2 separate regions of the Homo sapiens genome follow, and region 2 is linked to region 1. A link is a loop called in an ENCODE intact Hi-C map of the cell type or tissue named here. Cell type or tissue: PC-9. All regions are shown on one strand. Links, peaks and the distances in the headings refer to the core of each region. The heading gives the core; the rest is flanking DNA.

Region 1 (8,349 bases), core at 192-8,191:
ACAGTTACTTTTTCCTACCAAAAAGGGCATTATAGTAAGAATTCTGACAAAAATTATATGTAAGAATATATTTTATAGGTTCAGTAATTCAGTGTAAATCAAATAATCATTTTCATTATATGTATAGACATGGGTTATAACGTTTTTGTTTAAAAGGTCATCTGTCTTATTATAACTAACTTATTCTTTTTCTTGGTTTTCTTAACCTTAGATGTTTAAGTACTCAATTACTTTAGGCAGAAAACAGGTTTTAAATATAATCACTGTGTAAATATTTTTATATTAATTGCCACAAATGATATAAGTTGTTTCCCAAAATATCACTAATGACAACAAACAAAAAAAAAATCACAAAAATTCTACGTAAATATTGACAATATATATGATTCTGGGAAAATACTTCATGAAAATGCTATCTTAGCTCAAGAAGTCTTTGCTACCAATTATGATTGAAAATTGCCAATCTCAAGGATGAAATATTGAAACCCCAAAGCTGATCTGCACTTACAGCTTCCAATGTTTAAGTATAAATATCTTTGAATATATATATCTGAGGCTTTACAACTAGGGTGTAGTTGTAACCTAAATTCTTGAATACCTAAGATAATTGAGCAGGAGTTGGCAGAAGCAGGGACCTAACTGTCATATACTCCATAGGAGCAGGGTTTAATGCTTAAATGGTCATAGTGCTGCCGATGGCCTAGACTTCCTTTCTCCTTATTTGTCCACCTACTCCAAGGAATGAGTAAAGCCTTGGGAGAAGATCACTGGTGGTTGTATTAGTTTTCTAGGGCTGCCATAACAAAGTACCACAAGTGGAATTGCCTTAAGCAACAGAAATTTAATTTCTCACAGTCCTTGAGGCTGGAAGTCCAAAATTAATATGTCCATAGAACCATGTTCCCTCTGAAGGATCTAGAGAAAAAAACCTTTTTTTCCCCCCCACTTCTTAGCTCATGGTGGTTGCTGCCAGTCCTGGGCATTCTGTGGCTTGCAGATGCATTGCTCCATTCTTTGCCACCACTGTCACATGGTCTTCCCCACACCTCTATATCCAAATTCCCCTTCCCTTACAAGCACACTAGTGATTGGTTAAGAACTAATCCAGTATGACCTCATATTACCTTATAAGACTCTATTTGCAAAGAAGGTCACACTCGCAAAGCTGGGGGTTGGGGCTTGAACATATCATTATGAGGTCACAATTAACCTCCAACAGGGACATGGAGGTAGTCAGAGCTGATCCACGTGCAGCCACAATATGAGACTACTTGGGACCCTCCCACGGTTTAACTGGTTGATTAAAAATTCAGTTGAATAAAGATAGATGACAACATATACACATTTTAAAAATATTCTCCTATTCCTTCTAAAACAAAAAGAACTTTTAAAGCACAAACCACTGAACTATAAGAAGGGGATAGAAAACAATAGCAACTTAATCTTGGCAAGTGGATAGCACATGGATGAGTGTAATTGATTTGGCAGAACCGAGGTGGCCAAATCTTAATCCCACAAAGGCACAAATCAAGAAAAAACTTGATTTGTTCCATGGAATCTCCTCCAAAGCTTCAGGAATTGAAAGTGCCAAGCACCTATATCAGTGAGGGCAGAGGTTGGATTCAAAACTTTGGTTAAAAAGTCTGTTTAATAAGCAGTTGGAACCCCAGATCTTCTACCTTATCCAATATAACCTTTCTACTTCCTCTCCAATATCCCTGAAAATAATGAAATAATTTTTTTTTCTTTGAAGTAGGTAGAACAGAGTATCTTTGCACTGAAGTACTGGACTGAAATCAGGGAAACAAGTGAAACAATAAATATTAAATATCAAGACAGATGCTGTGCTGCTATGTGTTTAAAAACCATCTCTCTGGGAAGAAAGAGCCTTGATTTGTAGGATTTTCCGACCTCCATGGTGTAAATTGTACCACCACATCCAATTTCTAACAGTCAACATGATATCCTAGAATGTCAACTTGGGAAGAAATGTGTATAGGCTGTCATTATCATTGAATTCATGCCAGTTCTATTGAGAGCCACCTAGCCTTCTTTTCCTAAGGCTTCAGAATGCTGGCAGCTCTCCAGAGACACAGTTGAAATATTCTCCTCAGAGGAATCTGACTAGTCTAAAGAAATATATTGATGCTGGACTTCCTAAAAAAAAAAAAATAACCTACCAACCCTTTCTATAGCAAAGCTTACAGTTGACAAGCTCTACCCATGGGCTTAGAGATTCCATTCTTGAGCTGCTTTTAAACACAAGTATACAACCCAAGATCACTGGATAGCTAAGGAAATCATCTAAAATGAAATATAGAGACGAAAAAAAAAAAAAAAAACCCAAACAAACAAAAATGAAGGAACTTAGAAGAAACAAACTATTCTGGAAGAAAATAAAGATCTTCATAAAGATCAGAGAAAATATTGCATCCATGAAACAAGATCAAATTGCTACTTTAAAAATGAGCAGAAAATAAAACAGCTCTTTGAATTTAAAAGTATGCGAAGAAGAATAAAAATCTCAGAGGAAGTTGTAAAAATTAAAGTTGAGGAAATATTCCAGAAGTAGGGGGAAATGATGAAAAAAATACATGAGAAAACAAGAAAATCTGAGGTCACCCCAGAAGTTCAAAAAATAAGCATTGCAGAAAGAGAAAACAGAACATATGTGAGAGAAGTCATCAATAAAGTAATTGAATACTTTTTTTAGTAATTAAATAAATGTATTTTTAGATTGAGAGAGCCCAGTACAATGGATGAAAACAAACTCATACCAAAGCAGGTCATCATAACATTTTAGAACACTGGAGAAATATAAAAGGCTCTGTGAGGTTCCAGGGAAAAAAAATTAAAATGAAAAAACAGGTTACGTAATTTTCAGGGATTAATATTGCTTTGTTCTTCATAGCTTCAACTCTAAAATCCAGGAGGCAACAGAAAATGCCATCTAATTTCAGAGGAAAATGTTTTCCAATATAGAATTCTGTATTCAGACAAAGTGTCAATTAACTTAGGGCATTGAATAAACACGGTTCAGACATGCAAGTTCTCAAAAAGTTAAGCTTGATGCACCGTTTCTTAGAAAACTCTTAGATGATGTACTTCAGTAAAACAGGATGATTAGCCAAGAAAGAGTAGCCAATCCAGAAAGAAGGGATTCAGGTCAGGAAGAAGCAAAAGGAATCCCCAGAGTAAGAGTGATGTGAGATCTCAGGATGAGAGCTGCACCAACAGAGGGTGGCTAGTCCACTGTGCTGCCAAGCAGAGGCTCCAGGAGAGATTTCTTTAAGGTGATGAAACTGATGGACTACCTGATGCATCCCACAGCATTGAGAGGTATTTAGACAACCAGTAGAGAGTTACGGGTTGAATTCCTAATTTAAACTTAGAAAACTAAGCAGATTTTAAAAAGAGAGACAGAAAGAGAACATTAAATCTCAGAATTAAAAGTAGATCAGAAAGAAGGAAAAAGCCATATTTATATCATGTATAACTTTTTTTCAGGGATAAGCTTTTAAAATGTCACAATATTTTAATAGCACGAGAGCTCACAATTCTATACTATGTACAATGAATGACGTGTTAAATTCATAAAACACACCACCTGCTTCTAGGAATGTTGTGTGGCCCCTGCACAAATGTGCTCTCTAAATTCCTAGAATTGCTAACTTAGTGAGTAATGAAACTATTTGGAATTTCTTTTTCCTTTGACTAAATGTCCAAATTGATATAAGATAGGTCTCAGATTTCAAAATTTTTGGTCCAAGGCTTGTAAAGACAGGTTTGGCCTTTTTATTTACAAAAATATTTCTTTTATTTATCTGCTGAAGAAGACTGGAGAATATTCTTTCCTCTAAGGTACCTCAGGTGGACTCACAGAATATTAGCACATTAGTGATTTATAAACTTTTCTACTGATATGACTTCCTTATTAAGGGAGAAAGAAAACTATCTTACAAGGTCTATGAGGCAAGCTTATCTAAGTATAAATCAAAATGTAATTTTTGCTCAAAGCTGTGTTCTATTTTTACTAAGGTAATCTTGTTGGTTTATATTGTTTATGAAGTAGTAGATAACAATATTTAAATTAATACATAAGCATTTGATTGAGCAAATATAATGTTTCTCTGTTATGAGATTTTAAAATGTGATTTTTGAAGCATTTTCTCAAAAGAAACGTGAAATATTTTATTAAATGTTTATTTCTTAAAAATATCTGTTACCAGGCTTTCTATGTCCTAGGCAGTGTGAATGCAAGGACAAAACATGTTCTTGCCCTAATAATGCAGCATTTAATCTTAAAAAAGAAAAATACGTGTATATTATTTACTGTAATTTTATAAAATACAGTGGAAATCATAGATACAATGTATGGACACCAAAGGAAAATACATAGATAGGAAAAGGCCTTAACAATATTTATTGTTTCTCATAAAGCGGAGGAAGATAAATCCACCAAGGAGACAGGGTGATTGGCCAGAGAGGGAGAACACACAAGAAAGTGTCAGGAAATCCAAAGCAGACAGAATTGAAGATGGCAGAATGGCTAAGAGAAGCACATGCCACTGAGAGAGAAAAGCGATAATGACAGGAGAGTTAGCAGTCAATTTGACAGGATAGGGCTGTTTGATTACCTTCCTGGATGTAACTATCATGGATTGGTGAGACTGAAAAACCATATTTTATCCATTAAAAATGAAATTTGTTACATTTTTTAAAACATGCCTCTGACTTCCTCCCTCTCCATCCCCTGACCTCTTTCCTGAATACTTTCTCCTTCTTGACAAAACTAAAAGCTGGTACTCTCTTGAGATCACTCTTTCATCTGGGACAAACACGAGTAAAAACTGTTCAGTCTCCAACTCAACAAAGGTCAAGTTCAGGAAGATGGAAGGCAAACCTCTCAGTCCTTAATACCATAATTATAATAAGGGGCAGAATCACCGCTGAGTGCATAGTGTGTGCCTGCACTGAACATGAATCTCTGATGCTCATTTGCTCTGGTATACTCCCTCTAGCTCTTTTTGCTCCTGCCATCTGCCAACTTCCTATTTCCTCGGATTCACCCCGTTCTTATGCTGGTGTTGCCATTAGCCTGTGCTGTTCAAGTCTCTGTGCATAGTTGTTTAAATGCTACAGCTTTATACTTCCTCACCTTCCTAACGTATTCTCACCAATCCTGAGAATTGTGCTTAGGGGCTTACGAGAGTAACAGGATTGTTAGAAAAAAGTGGGAATTCAAGTGAGACTAAGTCTCTCAGGCAGACTGAGCAAAGTGTGAGGGAAAAAGTCTTGGATGAGACACTGAACCAAATAAGGATGGAAGGAACAGAAGGCATTGAGGTAGGAACAGAAAGACAGCTAGAAAGATATCATACTAAAAAATGGTAACATTTAACAATTGCTATTTTTCTATTCTTCTCCATTGTATCTTCTTAATAATGTCATGGATCTTATCTCACATGCTGTCTTAGGTTGTGTTCCCAAAAAGACCCTAAAATGAGGTGTGCAAATGATTTGTTAAGGAAGTGATCTCAGGAAACACTGGTAAAGTTGGGGGGATCAGGACAAGGAAGGAGGGGAAAAGACAAATAAGGATGCAATCTCAGGCAAAATCCCCTAGAGGGTAGCTTCAGCCTGATCCTACAGTGAACTTTAGATTATAAATTAACCCCTAGATGTACCCTGATAGAGTCGAGGGACCTGGGCTTTTATATCCTTGTACCTGTCAAATATTGGTCAATGGCTATCTGAAGAAATAAGTTCCCAGGCACATCTGGTTCTCTGTTGTGTTGATGAAATAGCTCCATTAGCTAATGACAGTAATCTGATGATAACCACAAATAAAAAAATGTCAGGAATAAAAGCCCACCAAGTTAGAAATAAACATATAGAAAGAAACAAAGGAAAGCAAAAAGTAATTTGTAGATAGAGTACCTTTGTATAAAATTATTGCTTAAGGTAGCATTGAAATTTAGGAGAAAACTGATAATTTCTGAAGAATCAACCATGAGACACATTTATGATACATCTATAGGACACTTCTAAGTAGCACATCTTTATAATGCTTCTGTATAAATATCTTTATAATAGATATAGAGCTAATCTCTATAATAGAACATATCTGTCAAATTTTTGTCTCTGCCCTGAGTGCCATCTTGGCATCATGACTTTAGATATCACGTGGCTTAATTTTTGTAAAAGTGCCTACAATGAACTGAGTTGAGTCTTCTTAAAATTCATATATGAAAGCCCTAAACCCCTGAAGCCACTATATTTGGAGTAAGGAGATAATTAAAGTCATAAGGTGGGGCCCTCATAGGATTAGTGTCCTTATATGAAGAGACAGGAGGGCACTCCTTCTTTCTCTATTGCCTGTGAGGACAACACCAGACACTTTCTCTGTTCCCCATGAGGACAACACCAGAAGACAGCCATATTCAAGCCGGGAAGAAAACCCACACCAGGAACCAAATTGGGTTGCACCTTGATCTTGAACTTCCCAGGCTCCACAACTGCAAACAATACATTTCTGTTGTTTTAGCCACCCAGTTTATGGTATTTTGTTATAGCTGCCTAAGCAGACTAAAACAGTACCATATGCCAGTGCTCATGTTTAAACATGGTTTATTTTCTTCAGGAAAAAAATGAAACTTAAAACAAAATTCCAGAAAGACTGTTTTTCCTTGTAATACCAACTATGCCCTAGCTAATGAACAATAATGCAATTTCTGAGCCATCCTATATGTAATTTTCTCGTATTCATTGTTATAAATTGTGCAAGATTGGAATAGACTTCTGCCCTGATTTGCTGTCATGACTTTCCAGGTTGAACCTCAATGCTGCCTGTTTGTCTTGGTAAAAGTGTTCTTTCCATGATTTCCTTGCATCCTGGGAGAGTCTGGTCTCTAAGACACTGCAGGAAAGACTGTGATTTGAAAAGAAAATTCTTATGGGCAAGAACTCCTACAGAGGTCCCCATAAAACTTCTACCAACATTTTGTGCATCTATACACAGAATCTAAAAAAAAAAAAAAATCTTAAAAGTTGAGGTCCTTCTCGAACAGGGACCAAAGTATCCACTAACTGCAATGAAAACAATCTATTTACAGGCACACTGCAGAAAAGGGAGTTAGCCATGTGGCTGACATCTCAGTCACCCCACAACCTAATGCCCCATACGTGTAGAGAAGTAAACAGAGCCAAGGCAGATTGCTATTGGGAGCCAGCCAGCAATGCTGGCAATATTCCAGCTTATTCTCTAGGGCAGGTATCTTTAACTGACCAGTTACAAAAAAAATTAACTTGTCCATTCAGTGTGATCAACAATCTAGCCCCAAGTATGACTTAAAATTGTTTGTGAATAGCTGTGTCTTTAGGACTCAAAATAACTTCTATCCTATCTATCCCTGTGAATAGTTTCCATATTGGAAATGCTAAACTTGCATCTATTAAGTATCTTAAATACGGTGTATGTTGGCACTCTAGTAACTGATGATAGAGGTGGGTTTTGTTTTTTAGGCAGTTTTTGACCTTCTACTGCTGCAGACCCAGTCTTGAGCTTGTTCTCATTGATTCTACCCAGACTTTTTCTCTTCTCTACCAGCACTTCTCTTTTTGTTCAATTTCCCACTGGTGAAGTAGCAGTGGTAGTAGAGGCAGAGGGTGTTGGAAAAACTGGGTTAACTTTTGTGCTAGATTATACGGAGAAAGGAATGGAGAAAGGGAGAAAATGAATGTTGATTCTGTTGCCAAGTCTTTCTCTCCAAGGTACTTTCCTTGGTCCTTGGAAGGAGCTCAGTAACTAAGACCAGAGCAGCTGTCTAGTGAAGCCCATTCTTGAGATTCCCCAATCTCCTAATGAATGGAATTTTTCAACTGTACTCTCTTAGGCATAACTTGAAAGAAGGGATGTAAATTCATTGAGTAATAAATATTTAAGTGAATGAATGCAAGATCTGTGGTGCAGAATCGTTTTAAAGTTTACAGAGAACAGAGATATCAAAAATTGCATGAAAGAAGATACCACCCTAGCAGGGCCAATGACAAATGAATATCAGGGATGATTTTATCGTAAGCCTTATTTGTAATGTACACATTATTTAATTGTTCATATATTTATAGGGCATCTATGATGTGACAAGCTTTAGATTGAGAAGCTAGTAAAAGTTTTGGGGAGGACTGGACAGATAAGGTAATCTAGTCATGTCTTAGTTCTACACCTTGAAAGTCTGTGTCCTTGGGCAAGTAACTTAACCTCTTCATCTCATGGTTTCCTCTTCTGCAAAATAGCAAAGATAAGAAAGATACATATCCCATGTGGTTGTTATGAGGTTAATTGTATCA
Region 2 (8,349 bases), core at 135-8,134, 110 kb after region 1:
CCTGAGTTGGAATTTGGCAAGCTCGGTAGAACTTACTCTGACTGTGAAAGAATGTATTAATGGGTATTTTGTGACCACACATGTTCTCTGCTGATGGGTTAAGACAAGCCTCCAGCAAAAAGATGACTATCGTTAGATTATTGCTACTTCTTAGTTTCATGGTTAATTATATGTCACACAATGTTTAATGTCTGTTCACATGAAGACAAATTTAATGATAAAACACTGAAACTGGTAGCATACTCATAAAGCTGCTTGACCTAAAAAAAAATGGTGCTTGCAAATTAGAGAATTTTCTATGTAATTTCCTAATTTTAGATACAATTTTAATTCAGTTAACTTAAATTCAGTTGACTTAAGTTCATACGAAGAAGAGGTTAATAAAAAATTGAATAAATATTAAAGCTTATTTGATAGATGAAAGACAAGTTATAAAGCACATTTTTATTTCATTTATAATCTAACTTAGAAATGAAAACTTGATAGCTTGTAATAATTCTATGCGACAAAGGATTTAAGGAGTAAAAACAAGCTTCTAACTGAACTATGTCATATATATTCAGAAACTAATCAAAATGAAATCATATATTAAATAGGCTTGCTCTTCCAATGCGTCTTTGTAGTAACACAATTTATATTGGTAGCATATCAGCTCATATCTCAGGTGCCATATTTCTGCATGTTTGGCCAAGTTTTCCTCCAGTGTGATTACTCCTACTGTATTTGAAGTGGTTTTAAGTAACTGTCTGAGGAAGACAAGGCATTACAACTTGATTTTAAAAGCAGCTTGTTGAAACAATAAATTTTTCAGTATAATGAATTGCTGCATTGCGTATCCATGCCTTTCAAATCATCCAAATATACTTAGTAATTATCTTGCTACTAAATTATTAAGTTTGGTAAGTGGCCAAATAAAAATCCAGGAAACAGTGTTCTTTATGTCATGTGTCATTTTGGCCAAGAAGCAAATATTTTTGCTGACTCTTTTTATCAGTTATATTTGACATACTATTGCAATATTCTAATTAAGTTGATAATATCTTCAGTAACGTTACAGTCCCCCATAGTTTCTCCTTTTAATTCTATAGCCATTTTTATTTTTAAATTTTATTCTGACCCATAGTTGTATTACCAATTCCAGGTATAATTTAATCCTACCATTACTGAAATGCCTAAGGTATGATAAGACACATGTAGCTAGAGTTTGGGGAAAAAAACACCCTGATTTGTCATGTACCTTTTGAAACTTTGCTTTGAAAGGATTAACTTTGTTGTTGGAGTATTTTTAGGGATGCTTTTCAAAGTAAATGCACACTAAATTTTATTTTAACAAATAATCACTAATAAGATATTTTATAGTCCATGAATTTTATTTTAACAAATAATCACTAATAAGACATTTTATAGTCCATGAATTTTTCCTACACTTTTTTTCTATTACTTTTTTCAGCAAATAAAACTACAAAGTTTACAGCCACTGAAATCCTCTTCCTGACTGAGCTTTTATCCATAATAATAATACCTTTGTGAATATATATCCTTATTATGAATTTTGTAAATTAAAAGTCAATGTCAATTGAATGAATGGGAGTTAGAATGCATGCAGAGAAAATTTAAGTTATTGTTTCAAGTTGTTAATAATATTAAAACATTTTAAATAAATAATTGTTTATTTTTAATTAACTATATTTGCATTCAGGGAATAAACTGGCACAAAGTAAGGTCATTTATTAGAAAAATAAATGAAAAAATTATAAATGAAGTTAGAATATTTGTCTTTATAATGGTAAGTTCTACAAACATAATAAGCAAATGTGTTGCCTCGTGTTTTGAATTCACCTCAACTATATAGAAACATAGACTTCAGGTTATTCCCTTACCACTTTCCTGTCCCTAAAGAATATCTATAATTTCTTATCCAATGCTGCTGCTCGCTCTCTCTCTCACTTGGCAGAATGCCCATTATCCACATGCTTATTGTAGCTTCTGGCCATGACTGCTAGTCTCTGAGGAGCTATTTGAATACTTTACTTATGGTTCCGTCACAACGAAAAGAGGTAAAGGACTAAGAAAAAAGCCCCACTCTTCAATTCCCCACTTATATTCTCTCCTTTGAGAATCTGTTTTAACCCTCATGGTATCAATATCATTGGTTTGCCACCAAGAAAACTCAAGAGTACAGCCATGGGTGCTGGCACACACAAATAAACAGATTCAAAAGATATTTTTATTGTTCCTTCATGCCTCAAAACCACCTTCTTAACATTGAGAGCTAGTGCTAATCATCTTCCCAAACCAAAATAAACCGAAAGCCCAAACAACAGCTAAATGCCTAATAAAATCACACATTCAGAATCTCACATTCTTCCTGGTTTCTTTCAGCATCCTAAGCAGAATGTGAGTGTGAACCGGGATGTTGAAATATGTGAGTCATTTTCATCCATCCTCATCCTCCCAAGTGCATTTTGTTTCTCTTTGTAGCTATGCATGTCATAGTGATTCTGCAAAACAGTCCATCCACAATAGAATAATGTTCTAACAAAATTATAAAATTCAGTTATAAAGTGAGGCAGCTAAATCAGTCTTTAGCCATATGCTGTTCCATGAGGCAAATATGTTTCACATTATTTAGATTTGCATAACATACATTTATAACATAAACAGAAGCAATGCTTGAGTAAAACTTAACAAGATAAGAAGGTCATGAAACACTACTGTGAATTTTTCTTGTTATACAATTAAAATCCAACATGGTAAATAAAAACTCAGATAATATATAGTCCATGAACAAAACTCTTGATACGTTCCATAAAATATTAAGGCAATGCAATGGATTTAATTAAAACTTCAACTAGAGTTCACATTGTAAAAAAAAGGAGTTATATAGAAAAGTATTTTAGTTACACATTTTAGAATTAATATAAAGAATGTGTTTTTATCTATTTCAAAGAGTCAAATGATTGTCTTATTTTCTTTCACATAAGCAATTTAGTGTTGACACACTCTTTTAATCACAATATAATGTCCTTTGGGCTGAAATTCTTGGGGATCAATTTTTGAAAAAAATAGAGTTCCTGTTTTAATCTATTAAAATTAATAACGTAAGGCCCTCAAGGAACAAAAATTCAAATTTGTTATCCACGTAAATTCCCAATAGCCTTTTCTTTCGTTTGATATTTTCTCTCTGAAACAGTTTTTAAAAGTTAAGATCTTATCCTGTGTGTTTTTTTTTTTTTTTTTATCTTTTTTTAGGCAGGGTCTGGCTCGGCTGGAGTGCAGTAGCACAATCATAGTTCACTGCAGCCTCTACCTGCCTGGCTCAAGAGATTCTCCCACCTCAGCCTCCTGAGTAGCTGGGACCACAGGTGTAGGCCCCCATGCCCAGCTACTTTATTATTTATCATTATTATTATTATTTGTAGAGATGGGGGTCTCTTTATGTTGCCCAGGCTGATCTTGAACATCTGAACTCAAGCGATCCTCCGGCCTGGGCTGCACAAAGTGCTGGGATTACAGGCGAGAATCACTGCACCTGGCCCTGATTGTTGACACTTCACAGCCTTTCATAACCTTTTTTAAACCCTGAAAGGAACTTCTGATATATTTAATTATGAACTCATTAAGCCATTCTTTGATTCAACAGATATTTATTGAGCATTTTTTGTATTTCAGACATTAATGAGGCATCATTTCAAACACACAAGGAGTCAATAAAAATATAGTTGGATGAGCAGTAGGATAGAAATAGGTACCAGAGCTACAGTGGCACTAGGAACCACTACACTAAAAAAGTTTGGCCAGACAAGGTGTCATGGAAAAAGCGGACAATAACCAGGCAAAAGGAAGGTGAAGTGAGAAGAGAGGTGTGGAATTCTAGGCCAAAGAGCAGAGAGAACATAAAAGCTTGGCAGTTTCCGAGAATTACATGGCAGTCTCTTTGATTCTGCAGATAACTGAGACCTTGAGATTTTGAGCAGTTTGTGGTGGTCAAACAGCAGATTTTGAGCTAGAGACTTGGCTTGCCAGATTTCCACTGCAGAACTATTTCTACTATTCTTTCTTCTCTATATAAAGACTATTGTTGAGTGTGAGAAGTTGTTAAACTCGCCCATCTCCATAGACATAGAAAACTAAATCCTTAGATAGTTCTTCTGTTATAACTGAAGCCCTAAAAGGTATTTTAATCTTTTTATAAAATGTTTTCCTATTTTAATCCATGAAAATATGATTTATCTAGATGTTATTTTTGCATTCTGTAAAAGATCAATGTATTGATTCACAACTTTTCTGATACCAAATAGTTATAATAAATTTAATTAGAGACTATGTATTTCCTACAAATTGTATTAAAAATTTTAATAATGCCCAGTATTTTTGCTTACTTAATTACTATTAGGTATTATTTTACCTAAGGTTTTATTAATATTATTATTTATTTTTCACTAATGTGTTGTCTTTCTTTTCTAATTTTCTTAGGAAAGTATTTTGCTAAACATAATTATTATCAATTACTATGAATTTTTTTAAATTTGCATTGATATGAAGATATGAAAGGAATATCTCTCCCTTCTGAGGAAAACCTAACATTTCCAACAGAAACACATTTGTTTCTATTTACGTTGCTTACAGTTTTTAGCACCTATATAGTGTCTTTGAAATTCAAGTCATACAGTTCATATTGTGTTATGGGAATTGCTCACAATTTTCTCTGTCCTGAGTGCAAAATGGGAAACTGGGTAACATTGAGAATACATTATTTTTTCTCTTGTGCAGAGAATTGTCTCTGAATATGGTATTATCTAGCATCATAGGGCTGCCACCTAGTGGCTCCAAGGAATACTTGTTTGTTAATTTTATAGCATTGGTTAAAACGATAATTTTGAAACAATGTTCCAAATTAGGATAAATCCATTAAAATCGAAGTGTACTAATATAAATATTATTTTCCCATAAAAATATTTTCAATTATCAAAGTCTAAAATACTTTAAGATATAAAATCAAATATTAAAAATGTAAAGAATAGAAAACTCATGATTTTAAAGAAATCTAATCTTCATTCCCATTATACATTAAAGATTCAGACCAGCCCACAGTAGCGAAATAAATTATATTTTCAACCATTTAACAAGCTGGTCTTTATATTTGGTGTGGTAAACATAACTCAACTATAATAATTAAAAACAAAAATATTTCAGAGAAATCCTCACTCATGTGTTAATAGTCAATTTTTTTAAGTGTCAACTTGGTTGTTTATGCCATAGAGTTGATGATTCCAAAGTCCTTTTAATGACTCTCTTTTATCCATGTTCAAATAATGCAGACTGAATTCCAGGTAACAGGTCATATTCCTAACCACTGAATGCATTTATGCATTTGGTCTCAAAATACTACTTCTTCAAACATAGACATAAAATTTCTGGGAAAGACAGCACTAATTAAATGACTTTGATAAAAAATTATGTTAATCTTTTCCCTTTCTATTATCAAATAACATGATATGCTTAAGAGTTCTAACATAACTTTTCTCTACCAAATTATATATTGTTAAGTCCAGATTTAAATAGTCATTTAGTTTTTGTTATTTTCCTTACATCATACCTCTCACTTAGCGTAAGTTGAATATACTAGAAGAACTCAACAAATATATCTTTTTAAAAACTCTGTGATCTTGAAAATTTTCAAATACAAAGAAATTTGAAGTAAAACTAAAATTAACACCTGTATACCATTTACCTTGATTCACCAATTGTTAACACTCTGACACATTTACTTTTTCCTCTCTCATTTAGAATATATAATTTTAAAATGAATTCTTTTTTGGAAACCATAGATTGTATTTATTTGTATCTCATAGAGTGTTTTAGGCATCCATAGAGGATTTTGTGAACAGAGAAAAACTAATTAGAATTATTTATCTTTTTAAAATGAAAAAGACTATTATAGTAGTACTTCTAAAGCTTATTTTTTTAATCTTTGAGTTTAATTTATATCATATTATTCTAAATTTGGTATAACAAAAGCAATCATCTTTACCTTTAAAATATTAATAGTTAATGCAAGTTGAAAATAAACTTCCTTTTAATTTGTCTTATATATAATTTAATTGATCATTTTCTCAAATGTTAAATCATACAAAAATGCTTACACTTCTGAAGTTTTCCAAAGCTTTAAAGACCTTACCTTGGGAAAAAAGTCCTTCATAAATAATTAAACAATTTTTAAAGTTCTAATAAATAAAATTTATAAATAAAGTATTCAATATCTTTTAAATTCTGTTTATATATTTGGTCAAATTCTTATACCTGCAACTTTAATAATCCTAATTATAAAATTAATTACATAATTAGATATATTAAGTTGGAAATACAATTAATTTTGAAATCTCTTAACCTTTAAAGCATTTTAAATATGTGTATGCATACACATTGCAAACTTAACAAAAAAGCATTAGTACTATGTAATATAATAATCATATCTGTTTTAGAACTAGACCAATGTTATATGCCACTCATTAAGAAAACAATTTTACCACTTTGCTTTGAGGTTGCTGTTTCCAGCAATCTGCTGTTATCATTTGTTTCTTGGCCAGAGATTTTTGCTCCAGACAGGACAACTGAGCCGGGTATGGCCAGGACATCCTTCTGGTAAAACTGATGGGCACACTGATTACCTCTTGTGAGTTTTGGGAAAGGATTCTAAGTCCCTATGCTTCAGAGCTATTGATCTTCCTGGAGTTCAAGTTATACTCTCCCTTAAGTTATTTTAATGTCTTTTTTCTTACTCAAAAGACACATGGTTATTTCCTGAGACCCTGAATACATTATGTAATTTCTCAGTCTGATTTTAAGACTGTGACTGCCACCACATGTTGCAACTAACTTCCTTCAATCATTTTGTTGACTGTCTGATTAAATTTTGAGCGCTTTTTATATCCTTCCTATCTGACTGAGCCACAAATTTACAAATTGAATGACAACTGATTGGATTATATCATCTTTGTTAGACTTTGTTGTTCCCACACTAAAATCATATTCATGATAGCAGTATCTTGTTACAAGAAGGATTTGAATTAGCTGACTGACATATAAAACCTGTAATCATCACAATAACAATCATAATGATAAAGCCCTGATGATAGGGAGGTTAAAAGAAGTCTAGGAAAATAAATGAAGCCAAGGTATTTACCAAAAACTCATATAGGTCTTACTATTTACCAGCTGATCTTCCAAGTGCTTTGCTCTTAACTATCTTACTGAATGCAATTACTTTTCTAATTTCTAAATGAGGAAACTGAGGCACAGGGAACTTAGCAACTTGCCCAAGTTCACACCTAGTAAGTGACAGACTCTGGACTCAAACCCTGGGAGTCTTACTATACCATCCATGCTCCTAACAGCAATAGTATTAATGTCATAAAGTACATATTATAGATACACATATTAAATTTGGATGTGTTTAATTTGTTAACATATTAACAAATACTGACTTCTTTTTTACTGATGCTCCCGTGTAGGTAGTGAATTGTTTGCTGGACTCTACAGTGACTACTGGAGCAGAGACGCTGCGATCTTCCGCAGCATGGGGCGACTGGCCCATATCCGCACTGAGCATGACGATGAGCGTCTGTTGAAAGGTAAGGATGAGGAAAAGAGTATGTGAATTAGGATTGAAATCAACTCTAAAACTTACGGAAAATGTTGCCATTTTGATAATAATAAGAATATAAATACAATTCCTTTACAAATTTCAGAATGTTTTACTAGCAACATTCTTGAATTAAAATATTGTATATAATATATGTACATCATTTTCTATCAAAATTGATTGGCTTAATTATAAAATCAGTATACCTTCCGAGCAATGCTTAGAAATCAGTATTTGAATAAGGAAAACAAAACAAATGTATGAAAAGTGAAAAGTCCATCATCCAATAAGCTGTTTTGTCTACTTTTATCAATTGATATAATCTTTGATGAATTGATTGCCCTGCTTTGCTTGTTTTAATAGGATTGCATTAGACTTTAGAGACAAAACTCTAGGAAAGTCACTAGACATTCATTGATACAGAGTTCTTTGTAAGAAGTAAGTTTTATATTTTGGCACACTGGTATATGGAGGTGCTAGAATATTGTTTTATGGTGAGCATTTTAATTACTTTCCACATTTTTATTAAGCTTTAAAATGCATAGTCATTGATGATACCATTCATATATTTTACATACCATATCAAAGAACATTTATTCAAATCTCTTGGACTACAATCCCAAAAACGTAAAATAAATTTTCTACTTTGAAACTAAAATGATCTATGCGCTATACTGGTAGATCATTTATGAATTAAAAATAAA

The links. Peaks named below come from ENCODE experiments on the same cell type or tissue, not always from the same donor. Only the 100,000 strongest peaks of a DNase experiment are listed, where the experiment ranks them.
Region 2: a loop joins it to region 1, with 2.1 times the contacts of the local background. A loop is called at or near these places in 15 of 110 quality-filtered maps.

The regions. Positions count from the first base shown.
Region 1 is chr7:83,519,778-83,528,126 of GRCh38, reverse strand. The region is part of intron 1 of SEMA3E (semaphorin 3E); the gene reads left to right. Among named protein-coding and RNA genes, the nearest start is that of SEMA3E, 130 kb to the left of the region's middle. In PC-9, for the core only: no CTCF peak of the experiment used is centred there; a DNase peak (open chromatin) is centred at 3,646.
Region 2 is chr7:83,407,653-83,416,001 of GRCh38, reverse strand. It overlaps SEMA3E (semaphorin 3E), which reads left to right. Exons shown (of 17, transcript NM_012431.3): 6 at 7,515-7,634. Among named protein-coding and RNA genes, the nearest start is that of SEMA3E, 240 kb to the left of the region's middle. In PC-9, for the core only: CTCF peaks have their summits at 4,631 and 4,834 (motif pointing left); no DNase peak of the experiment used is centred there.